2 separate regions of the Homo sapiens genome follow, and region 1 is linked to region 2. A link is a loop called in an ENCODE intact Hi-C map of the cell type or tissue named here. Cell type or tissue: A673. All regions are shown on one strand. Links, peaks and the distances in the headings refer to the core of each region. The heading gives the core; the rest is flanking DNA. Region 1 has its middle 32 kb from the start of SPATS2L. Region 2 holds the start of LINC01792 (long intergenic non-protein coding RNA 1792).

Region 1 (2,922 bases), core at 241-2,740, 460 kb after region 2:
CGGGTAAGTTAGCCTTTTTGGTCTTTTCTGGACTTAAACTTACTGGATGAGGACCACTCACATGATGAATGGCAATCTGCTTTACTCAAAGTCCACCAATCCAAAAACACCCTTACAGAAACATCCAGATTAGTGTTTGACCACATATCTGGGCACTATGGCCCACTCAAGTTGACACGTAAAATGAACCATCATAAGGTCTTAGAGTCCAGGACTTACTCAAGTCTATGGAGTTAATTAGTCACAGAATTGTTTCTAAAATTCTGGGCTTCTGACATTAAGTTCCCTATACAAGACTTACTGAGCACTAGAATTAAGGGATAGTCTTCATAAATTCCGATTTAGGGAGCAAGAATGGAAAGGAGTTAGCCAGAAATGTCAGTTATAATTATGTAAGTGCTAAAAGCAAGAATCAGACCCTAGATAATTAGGAACCATGAAAAACCTTACTCCTCCTTAGTTAATGTTATGTGTAATTATACAAAATCACAAAACCATAAATGAACTCAAAATAAGAGAAAAGAAACTAAACCATCTGCCTAAATTTAAAAGATGCCTGTGAACGCTCAAGTTCAGGCCTGGAGTATTTCACTACAACATCTAGTTGTAGTAGATGTGAATAACCTGGCAGCATATGGGGCCAGGGTGGGCTGGCAAGGAGCGAGGTTCAGCTGGAAGGCTGGTTTATTCTGGGAAGTCTGACCTATATTGTGGGGCAAGCTTAGGCTTTCAGACTTGCAAACCAGCAGAGTAAGTAGAGTTTCAAGCAGCATGGCTTTCCCTGCCATCCACATATCATTCCCCAACCTCCTCATCTTGGCAGGAGTTTCTGTGTCTCAGATGGGTCGGCCAAAGCAACTCATCATCATCACGAAGAGTGTGAGATCCATGGCAAAAATTCACATTCCAAACCCATAAATCCATGAATTGATGATTCTGGAGGCTTCCTTGTCGCAACACAGTAAATTCACACACACTACAGTCTCCTACTCCTATTTACTTGTGATAATGAAGAATACAAATCGTATCACTCTTTGAAGACCTCAGATAATCCCCAAACCTAATTTTAAGTTAAATAGTTTCAACTTCCTGCCTCACTAAACAGCTGTTCTTTCAGTCAATTCTTCTCACCCTCCCTTTGCAAATCCTGGTGGGGACAAAACAGCATGCACAAATGTGTGTCCTGTTTTTCATATGCTAAAAATTTCATGGCTCAGCTGTACATATATTGTTATATTTCAAATACACCCTGAGTGAGGGGACTTGAGATTTAAAATCATCCCAAGGTAAAGGAAAAAGTCTTTTGATTTTATAGTGTTCGTGTCCAAATTTACCTGCCATATAGTTCTGACTTTTATAAGTCATATTTGCTAAAAGGAAGGTAAAACAGTATTAATAAAAAGATGGGTGAGAAATGCAGTTAATTAAGTGCCTACTAAGTGCCAAGTAGTATGCTGGACATGGCCTTGCGTACTCAGTGAGAACAAAACATGTTGAACATCTCTGCTTCTCAATAAGCACCTTTGATACTCAAGATAGGCCTTAAGTTTCTAATGAAAGGCAAGCTCCAATATTTAGCCCCTAAATATTGGAACAATAAATGTGCAACTGCTTAAGACAAAACAATGAATCACGTTTCATTTCTCTGCCTGAATAAGAGAAGCAGTCCTTTGTCCTGCCTTTGCTTCATGCTCAGCAGATGCTGGCTTCCCCCAAAGATAAAGCGTTCTTTGTGTGCTGTGCCCTCAGCTTCTCTGGGTATAGGATGACAGCTTCTGTATGCAGATGCTGAAAAATCTTTCTGAGAGTGTTTACATAGTAGTTGTCTCTTGAGCACATGCTTATTTTTAGTGGTAAATTATCAGAGCTTGTGAGGCTGAAACCTCAGCTACTTTTTGCATGTGTTTTAAGTAACCGAATTTCAGACTCAGAAACCATAGACCACATATCACCCATGACAATAGTTTTCAGACCTCACCCTCTCATCGTGCCAGGTAATTGAAATTGATTAATGACTTACCGATTTAACAATGGTCAGTGAGAGTCCACAAAATGCTTATTTTCAGATTATTCATAGTTGGAAGTCAATTTATTCATCACCAAGAAGAGTGAGCTGAAATACTGCTCTTTGTGGAGGTAGAAACCTTAGGTCAGTGATCTCAAGTCATTGCTCAGTATCTGTAGAGAACCAGAGCAAAGAAAAAGGGTCAAGTCCTAAGACCTGATGGAAAAACTGCTTAAATTGCTAGTAGGGAGGTGAAGACTGCCTTGGATACTTAGAATTCCACAGATGCTGCCCTCAGCAACATCCTTGATACTGCCCGAAAGTGGCAGAGATTGCTCCAAATCCTTCCGGAAGAGACCTGGGAGACACAGTGAACTCATATCCAAGATAGCTGTTTTTATGGGGTACAGCAAATGAAGAGCAGAGGCTCTGCTCCAGGCCCTCTGCTTTGTGCTTTGTCACCTCAGAGATTTAAGGAAGCAGCTTCATTCACTGATGACCAGGAAGGTTTAAGGGCAACACAGATTTTTTGTTTTTTTTTTAAGTCAGGACTCCTGGTTCTAAGCAACAGAACTCAGCCTAACTTTTACTTTTTTTTTCTTTTGCATTTTATTTATTTATTTATTTATTTTTATTTTACTCTAAGTTCTGGGATACATGTGCTGAACATGCAGGTTTGTTACATAGGTATACGTGTGCCATGGTGGTTTGCTTTGCTGCACCTATCAACAACACATGGTGGGCAAGTTTCCCGTAGTACCTGGTTAGAAATCACAGTAAAAAAAAATAGCTGTCTCTACTGTGTTCATATGGCAGTCCCAGAAATGGACTTTGATTGGCTCTATTTGGACCACATGTGCATCTCTAGACCAAGCACTACACCTTGAGAGCCATGATTGAATACCCTGACTCATGTG
Region 2 (2,922 bases), core at 252-2,751:
AGTCACCCAAACCCCCAGGAGATGAGTTAGGCAGCCTTTTAAAATTAATCCTTCACACCCGGGGTTTGCAGAATGAAACACTAACGTAGAGTGACTTGACATTACTAGCTGGGCTGGTTCTAATTGCAGTTAGTCTGTTTTTATCAGGTTGGGCTTTGATTTATCTCTTGTTGACTAATCTTTGAGAATATTTCACCCTCCTACATAGCTGTATTTTATCAATATTAAGAATGTACTTGGCATGACACCTCCCCCACCTTGCCAGCATACTCATGCAACACCCCGCTGCCTCAGTAATCTCAGCTAATTTAGTTGATAAGGGAACCATGAGCTGCTCCTTGTTATCCTTATGCTAAACAAATCTAAACTATCCCTCCCCGCTGGAATGTCTCAGCCTGGAGTTCTCACCCTGTTTCTGTTTTAGCGTCTCCTAAAATGTACTCTGTAACAGGGGATCTAATTTCATCCCAGACCCATCAGTGATGGTCTGTTGCTTCCTTATCACAGGTTTCAGTGGAGCCTGTTTTTTAACTTCTGGAAGGTCCTGGCCTGCCTTATCGTTGCAGGAGTACTAGGAAAATCAAGCTTTTTTTTTTTTTTTTTTTTTTTTCAGTCATACAATTCCTTCTCCCTAAGGAGAAGACCCAGAGCCTTATTAGTGGAGGAGAAACCAGAAACAAAAAAACATAATTATTATTAAGGTCAGAAGCATCACATAGACCAGCATCACCACCTCTTATTTGACACAGAGGGAAAAGGGCAGTTCAACCCCAGTGGGGATTGAAGTATCCCTGTCTGCTCTATTGCCTGAATCCTCATAAGAGTTCAAACACAGTTTGAAGCCAAATAACTCCATTTCCATTGCACACATCACCATGTCACCTCATGCTAGGCACGACACACCTTCTGCCAGGCTATACTGAGAACATTCTACTTAATGTGGTTCTATTCATATTTTATTCCATCTCTGGTCACAAAATCTAGGTTTCTTCCAATGCAAGTGAAAAGAACTTCAACTTTGATTCTCAGAAAGGGCATTTCAGTGGAACTCTATGCTTTTCAGAGTTCATGGGTCTATGAGGTAAACATGCAATGACTTTCTGGAGCACTCACTATACTAAAGATTTTGAGAAAACAAATGTATACTGAGCCAAACATGTAGGTCATATGATTGAGCATGCAAACCTTAAACAAATGTTTAAGTCAAAATTACAGCTGTGCAAAAATGTATTTCCTGGGTGTGCTGGTGGGGAACACATCTGGCTCCAGTACATCCCACCCCTGCCAGTGTCCTTCACTCATCTGGGACTTAGGAAAAGTTCGAGAATCGTGGAAACTTTCCTGCAAGCCACTAGAGGGTACTCATGCTTTAATTTTAAGAGCCCTAAAGGAAGGCGCATTGTTTGTTTTAGCTCTGCTTTGCAGAGACCAAACTGAGCAGTTAACTCACATAGCTAATTGGACAGGCTGTGGGGTGGACCTGAGGGGTAGAATGGCAGTAACAAAAAGAGTGTTGGCCAGGCGCAGTGGCTCACGCCTGTAATCCCAGCACTTTGGGAGGCTGAGGCGGGTGGATCACGAGGTCAAGAGATCGAGACCATCCTGGCCAACATGGTGAAACCCTGTCTCTACTAAAAATACAAAAATTAGCTGGGCGTGGTGGCGCACACCTGTAGTCCCAGCTACTCGGGAGGCTGACGCAGGAGAATTGCTTGAATCTGGGAGGTGGAGGTTGCAGTGAGCTGAGATTGCACCACTGCACTCCAGCCTGGCGACAGAGCGAGAGTCTGTCTCAAAAAATAATAATAATAATAAAAAATAAACAGAAAGTTTAATGAGGAACAATATATTTACATAGTTTCAAAGTATCTCCCCACAGAATATTTATTAACTACAGAAGGAGAAAAACCACCTCACTGTGGAGAGTCCTGGTAGACACCATCTTAACCAAGTGGGACATGTTGAAGTCATGTGTCACCTGGCAGGATGCCATGAGGGGAACACAGAGTCACTTTTGTAATATTCTGACAAAGACTCATAACATCGATCTAACCACGACAAAACAATAGACAAACTCAAAATGGGAGACATTGGACAAGATAACTGGCCAAACTCTTCCGAAGTGTCAAAGTCATGATGTCAAAGAGAGAGGGGAGACCTGATTCCTGCTCCAGGACACCTCAGAGACAGGACAACTAAATGAAAAGTGAGATTCTGTATTGAATATTTTTGCTATAAAATACTTGATTGGGACAACTGGCGAATCTTGAATGGAGTCTGATAATTAGATAGTAGTTGTGAACTGCTGTTAATTTCTGGATTCTGATGGGTATATTGTATAGTGTGTAGGACTAAACTCTTAAGTGTTCAGGGGTTTGGGGCATTAGGTCAGCAATTTACTCTCAAATGATTCAGGGTAAAAAAAATTCTTTGTACTGTACATGCAAATTTTCTGTAAACTTGTCATTGTTTCAAAAGCTAAAAATGAGTTAAAATTTTTGTGATCAATTCTGGTAAAGAGAAGATTAAGAACTGGCTAAATAATGTTCTTCAGGTATGACAAGTGTTGTTATAAGGAAGGTCTTTTTCATCTGCTGAGAAACTTAATAGATTCATGTTAGACATACGTATTTAATTCAATTTCACTTATTTCCTAAACAAGCCTTACATGAGTCTATTTATAGAAAGCATTCATATTAAATACAAATACAATAGTCAAATCATTAAAATAAGTGTAAAAGATGAGAGTCAAGAAATGAGATGAAATGAATAATAAGAGAGTAGGAATTTATATATGATAAAAACTGGCCAGGTGCGGTGGCTCATGCCTGTAATCCTAACATTTTGGGAGGCCGAGGTGGGTGGATTGCCTGAGCTCAGAAGTTCGAGACCAGCCTGGGCAACACGGTGAAACCCCGCCTC

Evidence for each region. Hi-C counts contacts between places; a loop is a spot of excess contacts. Peaks named below come from ENCODE experiments on the same cell type or tissue, not always from the same donor. Only the 100,000 strongest peaks of a DNase experiment are listed, where the experiment ranks them.
Region 1: it touches region 2 in a loop (3.0-fold over the local background); 1 of 110 quality-filtered maps calls a loop at or near these places.

The regions. Positions count from the first base shown.
Region 1 is chr2:200,273,686-200,276,607 of GRCh38, reverse strand. No RefSeq gene overlaps it. Among named protein-coding and RNA genes, the nearest start is that of SPATS2L, 32 kb to the left of the region's middle. In A673, for the core only: no CTCF peak of the experiment used is centred there; no DNase peak of the experiment used is centred there.
Region 2 is chr2:200,734,321-200,737,242 of GRCh38, reverse strand. LINC01792 (long intergenic non-protein coding RNA 1792) reads left to right here and starts at 2,066. Exons shown (of 3, transcript NR_037886.1): 1 at 2,066-2,206. It also overlaps the pseudogene AOX3P-AOX2P and the pseudogene AOX3P. In A673, for the core only: a CTCF peak has its summit at 1,353 (motif pointing right); a DNase peak (open chromatin) is centred at 1,372.